Regions from separate parts of the Mus musculus genome. Here region 2 is linked to region 1. Evidence: chromatin contacts called from ENCODE Hi-C or POLR2A ChIA-PET data. All regions are on one chromosome and are shown on one strand. Each heading gives the region's core, a stretch centred on a gene start or an enhancer-like site at or near the end of the contact. The rest is flanking DNA. Distances are from core to core; before and after follow the strand shown.

Region 1 (3,012 bases), core at 280-2,779:
CATCGTAGGCCAGGCTGACCTTGAACTCACAGAGATCTTACTGCCTTTGTCTCCCAAGTTCTGGAATTGAAGGTGTGCACTACCCTGCCCTGTTCTGTATTTCTTAATTTAAAAAAAAAAAAAAAAAAAAAAAAAGCTGGGCGTAGTGGTGCACACCTTTAATCCCAGCACTCGGGCGGCAGAGGCAGGCAGATCTCTGTCTGAGTTCGAGGCCAGCCTGGTCCACAGAGTGAGTTCCAGGATAGCCAGGGCTACACAGAGAAACCCTGTCTCAAAACAAAACAAAACAAAACAAAACAAAACAAAATCTTTGTATTACAGTGTATGTGTATATGTCTGTGTGTGTGTGTGTATGACAGTGTGTGTGCCAGGAGGTCAGAGGCCAGCCTTCAGATGTCCATTCTCTCCTCCTGCCCTGTAGGTCCTACAGATCCCACTCTGTCAGGCTTGGCAGCAGGCTACATCACTCACTGAGCCAGGCACCATTCTGGTTTGTGTCTTTATTGTAATAACGTACACACTCTACAACTGACCATTTTAATCTCATGTTTTGGTTTTCAACCTTTGAGACAGGGACTTGCTATTTATCCCAGGATGGTCTTGAACTTGCCATCCTTCTGCCTCAGCCTCCTGAGAGCTAAAGTTACTGGCATGAGTTTGTGGCAGGAGCTTTGTTCCAGGGTGTGAGCTGGTGACCTTTTGAGCTCTTGCTGGACTAGTCACCCTGATGACCAGTGGCCTCAGCTGGGGCCTTGTTCCACCAGGTAGACTCAGAGAGAACTTGGAAAGCTCCCTTGCATGACGCCATTATACAGGAAGAAAGGTTGAGGCCCAGAAAACATAAGAAGGTGGGGCTGAGCCAGAACTGAGCCAGGATTCATGGCATAAATATCCAGATGTTGCTATCTTCCTACACACCACCTGACAGGAGCTACCCAGAGAATGAGTGGGGGGTGAATGAATGAGTGAGCAAATGAATGAGTGAGTGAATGAATGAATGAATGGGCAAATGAATGAGTGAGCAAATGAATGAATGAACAAATGAATGAGTGAGAGAATGAATGAATTAGCAAACGAATGAATGAATGAGCAAATGAATGAATGAACAAATGAATGAATGAACAAATGAATGAACGAATGAATGAATGAACGAATGAATAGTGAATGCAGCCAAATGAGCCCGTCTAGCTGAAGAAACATACCCCAGAGGTTAAGTGAGGTACTTGGCAAATATTTACTCAATTGATGACAGTGTCACAGGGCAGGGCTTGCCCTCGTGTCCAGGGGCTCTGAACCTGTAAGCCCTTCAATCTTTACCACAAAGGGGACAGTCAGGACTCTTCCCTGCCCTGCACAGGAAATTGTCATGATGGCGTCAAAAGAGAAGCTAATTGTTAGTGACGAGGAACGCATGGCCTTTCCCCTACGTTTTTCGGACCACAGGCTCAGATCTGTCACCTGGCCTGAGACCAGGGTTCAGGGCATCTGAGCTCAGACTTTCTAAGGCAGGGATCCCTTGGGGATACTGGTGGTGGCCTCCAGCCAGGGGCTGGTAAATGTTTAACACCAGGCTCTCAGGAAGGGGGGGGGGAATAGAAGAGGAACATGAAAGAGGAGGAAGGAAGGGAGGGAGGGAAGAGGGAGGGAGGAGGGAGCAAAGGAGACTCCAGGCTCCTGTAGCCAGCAGAGGTGTCCATATAGCTGCCTCAACTGCCCTCCCTGTCAAGTTCAGAAGCCAAGCAGAGAGCAACACCTACTGTGCTGGTGGCTGCCACTCAGGCTGCCCTGACTGCACTTCTCCTACCAATGGGCCCCAACCTTGGCTTGGGAGGGGGAAGTTCCTCTCTACACTCAGGCACCCCTCCCATCCCTCTCTAGCCCCGGCTTGACTCCAGGGCTTCTAGGGAGATCAACATTGACCCATTGACTGTAGAGTGGTGCACACTCTACAGTGTGAGCACACACACACACACACATAGACACACACACTGTGCCCCTCTCCTCCCAATGATGGCATCCAAGGTCCTGTCCTTGCACGCCCCCGGGTGCCCGAGTGCCTCAGGTCTGGGGGAGTTGAGGTCAGGCTAAGGGGGTGCCTCTGCACTTTGGGAGGCAGGCCGCATTCCTGCCTAGATGTTTCAGTTTCCTTCCAGAGATGGAGATGGGAAGGTAAAGAAATACAGCAGACAGGAAGGTGGGATTCCACGCAGAGGCAAGCCTCACTTACACAGATGGGGAAACTGAGGTCAGGGAGGGCACAGGGTGTGTCTCAAGGCACAGGGAGGGCACAGGGTGTGTCTGGAGGACCTGTGACTCAGTTCCTGAATTGTCCAGCACTTTTTCCTCTGCCTGGCACGAGAAGCAGGGGTAGAGAGGGACAAGTGCAGTATGGTTGTCCTGGGCAAAGTGGCGACCAGCCAAGGGCTTGGTACTTCTTTGGAGTCCCTTGTGCTAGGTGGGGGTCCCTCAGGAAGTGGGGGTGGAGGAGGCTCACCCTCTCAGGAAGTACCCAGGGATCTAAGAAGCACAGAAGCTAATCTGGCCACGTGTTGCAGTAAATCTCCAACCGCTTGCAAAGAGCACACAACTCAGTTACAGTATTTATAAGCTGTATGCCCTGATTGGGCAGATTTGCCACTACACTGCTCTATTCCCAGCTACGAGATCCCCTGCTATTGGTGGTGTCTCTGGGACACATGGTTCTACTCCACTTTTCTTCCACCTCCTCTTTCTCTGGCTGCCTCTCCTTCGTCCTCTCTTCTCCCTCTCTAAAATCTCCAGCCCCACCTTTCCCTTCCACTGCCCGATCACAGATGTGGCCTTTATTAGTTAAATGGGGAGAAGGGTCCTTTGAAATCACCCAAGTACGTGATCCACTCCCTGTCTAGGCAGCCCCTCTGGAGGAAGCAGCATTAACATCAAAATACAAACAGCACCTGGGCAAGGAGATGCCCTTCCTCTTCTGCCTGATTTTGCCCCACACTTCCATGCTTCCTTAGGCAGCCGCGGGCT
Region 2 (3,012 bases), core at 223-2,722, 780 kb after region 1:
GACCCTCAAGAGCTCCTTCCTGCCCCTTCCAGTTGCACTAGAAGTCACCATACACAGGACGAGACAGCACATGTCCCTGTGGGGACCCTCTTCTCCTGCCCATGGGGTGTCGTGCACTACAGTAAGAACTTGGTCCTGATGAGCTGTGGTCCATCCTGTGGCCGACCCACAGACCATACACCTGCTTACAGCTGTTGGCACCAGCTGTGTCTCCCTAGGCAGCTGCTCTGCAGTGAGCATGGTACTGGCAGGCCTGCACAGCAGGTCTTTTTCTTGACAAATACCCAGGACGGGCTTACTGGGTGATAAAGGAAAGCTTGTCTTTAAAGGTCTCTTCGGGAGCTGCAGCTGTCCCTAGGGGCTGGGACCCTCCAGTCTGCTATCTGTGCATTCTTGGTCCAGATGAGATACCTCTGAGGATTTGGGTCACAGCGGGATCAGTCATGTCATGCTACTCTCTGCTTCCTTTGGCTATGAAAAGTGAGCCGATCTGGACGGTTTGTTCTGACTAGCGATGAGCTGTTCACACTAGGGCTAAAAGCCATCAAGATGATGGGGACGGGAACATTCCAGATGCGAGGGCTTCCCAAGGTTTAGGCCTCTCTCCCGGACAGTCTAGATGTCAAATGAACTGTTAAAATGGATAGCTCTCCGTGCTCCTCTACACCCAACAGTGGCCTCCAGGGGACCAATGAGAGCAGCAGGGACACTAGAGCTCAGGAGCAATGTTGACAGGAATCCAGGTGTGTCCCCTGGCTACTCTCCATTGTCAGCCTGAAGTTAGGGTTCAGAATCACCTGGGAGACACACCTTTGCGAGTGTCTGTCGGGGAGATTCCAGAGCGATTCAACTGAGGAGGGAAGACCCACCCTGAAGGCTGGCTGCGACATCCCTGGGCTGGAGTCCAGGACTAAATAAAAGGATGAAAGCGAGCCGAGCACCAGCGTTTACCTCTTTCTGCCTCCTGACTGCAGATGCAACAAGCCCAGCCACCTGGAAGCAACGGTTGACTGACTGTGTCCCCTCTGACTGTGAGCCTGAATAAGCCTCCCTTCCTTTTTGTTTGTTTGTTTGTTTTGTTTTTTTTCGAGGCAGGATTTCTCTGTATCGCCTGGCTGTCCTGGAACTTACTCTGTAGACCAGGCTGGCCTCGAACTCAGAAATCCACCTGCCCCTGCCTCCCAAGTGCTGGGATAAAGGCGTGCGCCACCACGCCTGGCTCAAGCCTCCCTTCCTTAAGTGGCTCCTGTCAAGCATTTTGTCACAGCAATGTGAGAGAGGTAACACATCGCGCCGCCTCGCTGTCCCTCAGTTTGCTTGTCCATAGAATGGGCCCATCACCGATGCTAGCTCATACCACTGCGGTGGACAGGATGGGTATAGGAAGCGCCTTTAGTAACTAGGGCAGCAGATGGGGGTGAGGGAGCAGAGGGAGCAGTAATTGGAGCCTCTGCTGTTATCTGAAAATGTCTTCATGAGAGGCTGGGAAATTGGGCTGCACGCCAGCCTCCTGATGCTCACCAAGCCTTGGAACATGGCCTCCACCAGTGTGGGTTCATGAGGAGACTCATGAGTTGGCTGAGTGTGGACTGCAGGCACAGATGGTGCAGGAGGGAGCAGAAGGAAGTTAGGACAAGCCAGAGAAATCCAGGGTCAAATAAAAGGGACCGGTGTATTTTTTTCTCTTGCCTTTTGTCTCGGCTCTGCAATGCCCCTTCCTACAGCTGCCTATCCAGCAGGACTTCAGCCAGGCCACCGGGAGTCTCAGGCCACGGGGAGTCTCAGGACATCACAGGATCTGATGGTTACCTCAGCTGAGTCCCAACACCCTTTGTGAGGGAGGTGTTCCAGGCCAGGCAAAGAGCTCAGCTTCTGCACATAAAAGGAGGCCCTGGGAGTCACTCTCTTGCTTCTCTTTGGTCTCCACCTCTTTCCTGCATCTCTCCCAAGTCTCAGCTTTCGCCCACCTCCCCTAAACAGCTCTGAATGGCCTGTGTATTCAGGGCTTCACCACTCCATGATGGCTCCGCCCAAGAGCCTGGGCGGCTCAGCTGGGAGACCTGAGGAGGTCTGTATTACTTCTCCAGCTGCTGCTGTAAATACCTCATAAAAGCATCTTAAGGAGCGAAGTGGCTTATTTCACAGCAGAGTTCAAGAGTCTATTGTGACGGGGAAGGAATGACAGAAAGCACGTGATGCCGAGGGTCACACGGCATCCACGGTCAGGAATGACGGTTCTCAGCTCACTCTCTCCTTTTTGGTCAGTCCAGGGAGCGGACCCACATTTAGGGTGGTTCTTCTGGCCTCAGTTAACCCAGTCTAGAAAGTTCCTCCAACATCTCCTAGTAATTCTACATCCTGATGAACGCACAATATTGACTGTCATAAGGGTTCCGATGAAAATAAACAGTGCCCACAGCAGCGCTGGGGGCCCCTGGATGCCATGAGTATACGGAGTAGGGAGACAGCAGACACAGGTTCTGCAGGGAAGTTGCCCTGAGATGTGCAGGTGTCATGTCACAGGTGCTGTTTGAGCAACAGCAGCCCTCCATTTAGGCGTGAGATAGCTCCTCTGCCTCCTCCCGTCTGGCCCAAGGTCACCTTCACAAACAGGTCACCAGACACTAGTGTGGTGGCCTGTTCAGCGTTCAAGGCTACATTTTGTTTTTGTTTTTGTTTTTGTACAGAGCTTTATTTCCAATGTTTAAATTGTACTATTGAGTGTGTGCGCTCACCAGGACACGCACTCGGAGGTCAGAGGACAGGAGTGGCCTCTCTCCTCCGGCATGCAGCTCCTGGAGGGGTTACGTCAGGTCACCAGACTGAGGCAAGAGCCTTAACCCACTAAGAGTGATCTCGTTTCATCAAGCACTGGCGATGCCAGCGAAGACACTTATCCTGAAAAACCTGCTCCATCTAAGTTCCCAACAATCGCTGCCACTGGCTGGCAGAGGTAGTGAACATCCCTGCACTTAACTCCGAGCCCAAATCACGCGCGCACGAACTGCTAGC

What was found. Hi-C counts contacts between places; a loop is a spot of excess contacts on that map. ChIA-PET counts read pairs that join two places held with the same protein, here RNA polymerase II (POLR2A).
Region 2: a map of mouse embryonic stem cell shows a loop between it and region 1 (5-fold over the local background). The contact joins two enhancer-like sites. A Hi-C loop is called at or near these places in 1 of 37 maps with a recorded cell type or tissue (mouse embryonic stem cell). POLR2A ChIA-PET finds 5 or more read pairs at or near these places in 3 of 5 experiments (all embryonic stem cell).

The regions. Positions count from the first base shown.
Region 1 is chr4:141,279,947-141,282,958 of GRCm38, forward strand. No RefSeq gene overlaps it. Among named protein-coding and RNA genes, the nearest start is that of Gm13056, 3.0 kb to the left of the region's middle. Within about 2 kb of position 1,530, at least 1 of the 3 ENCODE cell types and tissues checked has a DNase peak (open chromatin) inside an H3K27ac peak, as active enhancers do.
Region 2 is chr4:142,059,124-142,062,135 of GRCm38, forward strand. All of the region lies in intron 1 of Tmem51 (transmembrane protein 51), which reads right to left. Among named protein-coding and RNA genes, the nearest start is that of Tmem51os1, 24 kb to the right of the region's middle. Within about 2 kb of position 1,473, at least 1 of the 3 ENCODE cell types and tissues checked has a DNase peak (open chromatin) inside an H3K27ac peak, as active enhancers do.